Regions from separate parts of the Homo sapiens genome. Here region 1 is linked to region 2. Evidence: read pairs that join two places in POLR2A ChIA-PET (ENCODE). Cell type or tissue: PC-3. All regions are shown on one strand. Links, peaks and the distances in the headings refer to the core of each region. The heading gives the core; the rest is flanking DNA. Region 1 has its middle 16 kb from the start of MIR4777. Region 2 overlaps ARMC9 (armadillo repeat containing 9).

What was found. Peaks named below come from ENCODE experiments on the same cell type or tissue, not always from the same donor. Only the 100,000 strongest peaks of a DNase experiment are listed, where the experiment ranks them.
Region 1: POLR2A ChIA-PET joins it to region 2 with 6 read pairs; 3 of 35 experiments call an interaction of 5 or more read pairs at or near these places.

What each region holds. Positions count from the first base shown.
Region 1 is chr2:231,376,884-231,379,792 of GRCh38, reverse strand. No RefSeq gene overlaps it. Among named protein-coding and RNA genes, the nearest start is that of MIR4777, 16 kb to the right of the region's middle. In PC-3, for the core only: no CTCF peak of the experiment used is centred there; DNase peaks (open chromatin) are centred at 1,262 and 1,582; H3K4me3 peaks cover 652 bases; H3K27ac peaks cover 2,500 bases.
Region 2 is chr2:231,283,426-231,286,334 of GRCh38, reverse strand. The region is part of intron 17 of ARMC9 (armadillo repeat containing 9); the gene reads right to left. Among named protein-coding and RNA genes, the nearest start is that of MIR4777, 78 kb to the left of the region's middle. In PC-3, for the core only: no CTCF peak of the experiment used is centred there; no DNase peak of the experiment used is centred there.

The sequences.
Region 1 (2,909 bases), core at 139-2,638, 94 kb before region 2:
ATAGCCGTGAGTCAGAGAGCGAGGTCTCCTCCCTGTCACTATTTCCAGGGTCTCTGGGGGAGGGAGGTTTCACAAAATCTGAAACTTCTCTCCTCTTTGGCCTGGTTTTTGCATTTTTCCACCTGACCACTACTTCATGCCCTTTTTGGAGTCTTGGCTGCTGCTGGGGTCTCCCAGGGATGCTGATTCCCCGTCCCTGCCTCCCTCCCCCTCCCCCAGCCTCCCCTGTCTCTGCGGCAGCCTCCTGGGCCTTGTCCAGGGTGCTCAGCGCACAGCAGCCGCCTCCTTGCTGGTTTGCCACACAGCCCCAGGGTAGTCATCCCAACAGGGCCCAGGTGGGATGCCCGAGGCCAGGGAGGGCCATTGGCCTATCCTCAGACCCTGGGGCCAAGGGCCTCCCTGGAGGCTGTGCACACATGCTTTTTTCTCTCTGTCGCCTGGGCTGGGGTGCAGTGGCACAATCTCGGCTCACTGCAACCTCCACTTCCTGGGTTCAAGCAATTCTCCTGCCTCAAGCCTCCTAAGTAGCTGGGATTACAGGCGCATGCCACCATGCCCGGCTAATTTTTGTATTTTTGATAGAGACAGGGTTTCACCATGTTGGCCAGGCTGGTCTTGAATTCCTGACCTCGTGATCCGCCCACCTCGGCCTTCCAAAGTGCTGGGATTACAGGCGTGAGCCACCGTGCCCGGCCAGCTGTGCACACATTCTAATCATGCTGTTCCCCTTTGAGGCGCTGAAAGACTGGCCTTCGGCTGGGCTTGGTGGCACGTGCCTTTAATTCTAGCACTTTGGGAGGCCTCACAGGAGGATCAATTAAGGATAGCCTGGGCAACATAGCAAGACTGTCTCAAAAAAAAAAAAAAAAAAAAAGACTGGCATTTGGCTGAGAATGGCAATGGTAATGGCGTCCCAAATCCAGGCCCCAGCCCTTCAGCCCCACTCTTCTTGCCTTTGGCCGAGGTACTTTATCCAGCCTCTACCCCACCTTCCCTCAGTAAACCCAGGGTCCCTGGTCCTGCCCCTCAGGGCCTATAAGCCACTGGGACCCTCTGCCTGGCTTCTCCCTTGAAGACGGTGCTGCCTGAGTTGAGGCCTGACTTGGCATAACTTGGAAACTTGCTGGTCAGAGGGTGGCACCCTGTATGCCCCTCCCTTCCAGCCTGGTCAGTGATCCCTACTCCAGGCTGTTTGAGACCCAGGCCACACTATCATGTATCCAGTGAACTCTTCCCCCGCCGGGAACTGGTGACTCATCACTGAAGACTTGTGACAAAGAGCAGCTCCACACCTGTGCACACTTGGGGCAGGCGTGTTTCCAGAGGCCCAGAGGGACAGCGAGAGCGTGAGCAGCAACACTGTGCCAAGCAGGAAGGTGTCCAAGTGACACCCAGGACAACTGGAAGAAGCCCTCGGTGATCACAGAAATGGGGAGAGGCTCTGAGCCAGATGCTGGAAGGTGAGCTGACACAAGTGCTTTGGGCCAGTGCGATCCCTGAGGACCTGTAGAAAGAGATTTGGGCAGAGTCAGCCGCTACCTCTCCATCGTGCATGCCACACCCTTGGCTTTGCTATTTCAGGGATGCACACTGCCTTGCTTCCTCTAACTCTCCCTGACATAGTTCCTGATCCACCCAACATCCTGCCTCTGAGGCTGCACCGTCTTGCACGGCTTCTGCCAGTGGAGTGCTGGTAAACATTTAATAACCGGCTCTTGGGGGTGGGGGCTAAAGCTCTGGTTTGTGGTGCTTGCCAATTTCTGTGGTGTAAATACCCCCACCATGGCCAGTTTCAAGCTACCAAAATGATGTCACTGAACACAGAGCTGGGAAGAGATGTCCAGCAGCCTTTGTTAATTCTGTCATATTTCCACCATACAGATGCAACAGATGTGAATAACCTCCAGGACTGAGGACAGTGGATGCAGGAAAATCCTTAGGAAAGGATGTTTTGAGTATTTATTCCCTTTGTTCTTAATAGAATTTATTTTACTGTAAGTTTATATAACTTAAGTTTTGGTAATGGCTATGTTTAAAAGCAGCTCATAGAATTCCCCCAAACTGGGCCGGGCGCGGTGGCTCATGCCTGTAATCCCAGCACTTTGGAAGGCCAAGGTGGGCGGATTATCTGAGGTCAGGAGTTCGAGACCAGCCTGACGAACATGGTGAAACCTCGTCTCTCCTAAAAATCCAAAAATTAGCCAGGCATGGTGGCACGTGCCTGTAATCCCAGCTACTTGGGAGCCTGAGGCAGGAGAACTGCTTGAACCCGGGAGGCGGAGCTTGCAGTGAGCCGAGATCGCACCATTGCACTCCAGCCTGGGCAACAGAGCGAGACTCTGTCCTAAAAAAAAAAAAAAAAAGAATTCCCCCCAAACTTAGGAATCAGCTCTGTGAGCTGTCCCAAACTGGCCACACACCACTGCCTCCTGCCCAGGGGCCAGAGGAGAGCCTGGTGGACTCCTTGCTCCCCAGCACCCCTCAAGATCACAACTTTGAGGCCTTTGCTCCAGCCTCCCTTCTTAGAGCTCATGCCACCACTTCCCTGTCTTCTCTGGGTCTCCCCTCTGACCTCAATGCCTTTGGCATCCAGCTCACCGCCTTGACGGGCACTGGTGCAGGCTGACCTCTGGCCAGTGCTCTAAGGAAACTGCTCTCAAGCTGGCCTTAGCCTGTTATCTTCTTCCCCACCTCCTCTATAGCCCGACCATGGTGACCGCCCTCCATCCCCTGCTTTCCTCCCTGGGTTCCAGAGCTTGCATCCTTAGTCCTCCCCCTGCATTCCAAGTCCTCCTCCCTGCATCCCTAGTCCTCCTCCTCCTCCTTCCTTGAAACTCCTGCACCTGCCTATCGGGGAACCTGCCCCAGTAATCACATAGGTTCTTTTCTATTTTTCCTAAGCGTCGGCC
Region 2 (2,909 bases), core at 265-2,764:
AGACCAGCCTGGCCAACACGGTGAAACCCCGTCTCTACTAAAAATACAAACATTAGCCGGGCATGGTGGTGGGCACCTGTAATCCCAGCTACTCTGGAGGCTGAGGTAGGAGAATTGCTTGAACTCGGGAGGCGGAGGTTACAGTAAGCCGAGATCCCACCACTGCACTCCAGCCTGGGCGACAGAGCAAGACGCTGTCTCAAAAAAATAAACAAATAAAAACCAAATACCAGCAGGGCTGAGGACATCAATTCTGCCTCCACTTCCCTAGCACCGTGCACGATCAGATGTCAAGGTGGAGGAATTGTGGGAAACGTTTTCCTTGTTGTCTTATTTCCTTCATTATTCAGCATTTCTAGCCTCCCTTTCAGCTAGGGTGCAGGCATACAACCTAAACTCTGCCAAGCAAATGCACCCATGTGAGACCTACATGCAAAGAGAATATAATGGCTTTATCAATCTAAAAACTTCCTCAAGGATAAACACGAAAGGAGGGAAATCTCAGGGTTTTAGAAAAACCTTATTGTGGGCATGATCATCCCTTAGAGGTCACTCTCACAAATAATTAAGTAGGCAACTGCCTAGCTGATGCGTTCTCAGGCTAAAAGGGGGTTCCTCCCTGGCTTATATCTTTAATCTCTGTTAAATGCCAGAGGGAAGCTTATTCTACTTACGTCTTTTTTTTTTTTGAGACGGAGTCTCACCCTGTTGCACAGGGTGGAGTCCAGTGGCATGATCTCAGCTCACTACAACCTCTGTCTCCTGGGTTCAAGCGATTCTCCTGCCTCAGCCTCCCGAGTAGCTGGGATTATCGGCGCCCACCACCACACCTGGCTAATTATTGTATTTTTAGTAGAGACAGGGTTTCTCCATGTTGGCCAGGCTGGTCTCGAACTCCTGACCTCAGGTGATCCACCCACCTCAGCCTCCCAAAGTGCTAGGATTACAGGCATGAGCCACCGTGCCCCATCATCTACTTACATCTTTATGTAAGTAATCCACATTTCCTTTTCAAAGTCCAAAACTCACAGCCTATCTAGAAACCTATGTAGAAGCCATTAAGGAAAATATTAACAGATCTGGCTATCATTAAAGCTGATGTTTGACCAAGACCGCTATAATTTTTTTTTTCCTTTTGAGACAGAGTCTTGCTCTGTTACCCAGGCTGGAGTGCAATGGCATGATCTTGGCTCACTGCAACCTCTGCCTCCTGGGTTCAAGTAATTTTCCTGCCTCAGCCTCCTGAGTAGCTGGAATTACAGGCACGTGCCACCACACGCGGCTAATTTTTGTATTTTTAGTAGAGACGGGGTTTCACCAAGTTGGCCAGGCTGGTCTCAAACTCCTGACCTCGTGATCTGCCCACATCGGCTTCCAACAGTGCTGAGATTACAGGCGTGAGCCACCGCTTCTGGCTAACTACCATAATTTAAAAAGACAAACCAAAATTGAGAAAATATTTGTAATATTTTTCAAAAGAATAGCCCCTCACTTCTCTTGTGCTTTTTTCTTTGACCCACAGTTACTTAGGAGTGTGTGGCAGCCAGCCCCAAGGTGGCCCCAGTGATTCCACCTCCTGGTAGTCACATCCTTGGTTCCATCCCCTCCACACTGTACCAGGGTGGGTCTGTGTAACCAAGACAATAAATGCGATGGTATCTCATTTCTGAGAGTAGGTTTTTCTAAAAGACACTGGGGCTTCTGTCTTGCTTACTTTCTCTCTCAAATCATTCATTCTAGGGGAAGCCAACTGCCATGTCAAGAGAAGCCTTATGGAGAGGCCCAAGGGGGAAGAAAATGAGGTCCCCAGTCAATAGCCAGAAGAAAACTGAGGCCTCCTGCTGACAGCCAGGTGAGTGAGCTTGGAAGCAGAGGCTGAAGTCTCAACTATAAACTGAGCAACTCTTAGTTAGGACTACGCTGCTATTGCTCTTGAATGTTTGTCCCACAGAAACAGTCATTGGTAGCTTAGTGATAGGGATATGTTCTGAGAAATGTGTTGTGAGATGATGTCATTATTGTATAAATATCATAGAGTAAGTGACAAACCTAGATGGTGTAGCCTACTACACACCTAGGCTATATGGCATAGCTAATAAGATCCTAGTGTACAAACCTGTTCAGCACGTGACTGTGTTGAATACTGTAGGCAACTGTAACAAGGTGGTATTTGTGTATCTAAGCATCTCTAAACATAGGTAAGGTACAGTAAAAATGGGGTATTATAATCTTATTGGACCATTATCACATATGCAGTCTTTTGTTGACCAAAATGTTGTTACATGGGACATGACTGTAATTTAAAAATTCAATGGCCAGGCTCAGCGGCTCATGCATGTAATCCCTGCATGGAGGCCAAGATGGGAGGATCACGTGAGCCTAGTAGTTTGAGACCAGCTTGGGCAACATGGTAAGACCCTGTCTCTTAAAAAAAATTAGCTAGGTGTGATGGCGCACACCTATAGTCCCAGCTACTGGATAAGCTGAGGCAGGAGGATGGCTTGAGCCTAGGAGATGGAGGCTGCAGTGTGCACTACTATCAGGCCACTGCACTCCAGCCTGGGCAAAAGAGCAAGACCCTGTCTCAAAAACTAAAACAAAAATTGGCTGGGCATGGTGGCTCACATCTGTAATCTCGGCGCTTTGGGAGGCTGAGGCAGGTGGATCACTTGAGGTTAGGAGCTTGAGACCAGCCTGGCCAAGATGGTGAAACCCCATCTCTACTAAAAATACAAAAATCAGCTAGGTGTGGTGGTGCACACCTGTAGTTCCAGCTACTTGGGAGGCTGAGACAGGAGAATCGCCTGAACCCAGGAGGCAGAGGTTGCAGTGAGTCAAGATGGTGCCACTGTACTCCAGTCTGGGTGACAGAGCCAGACTCTGTCTCAAAAACAAAAACAAAAACTTGT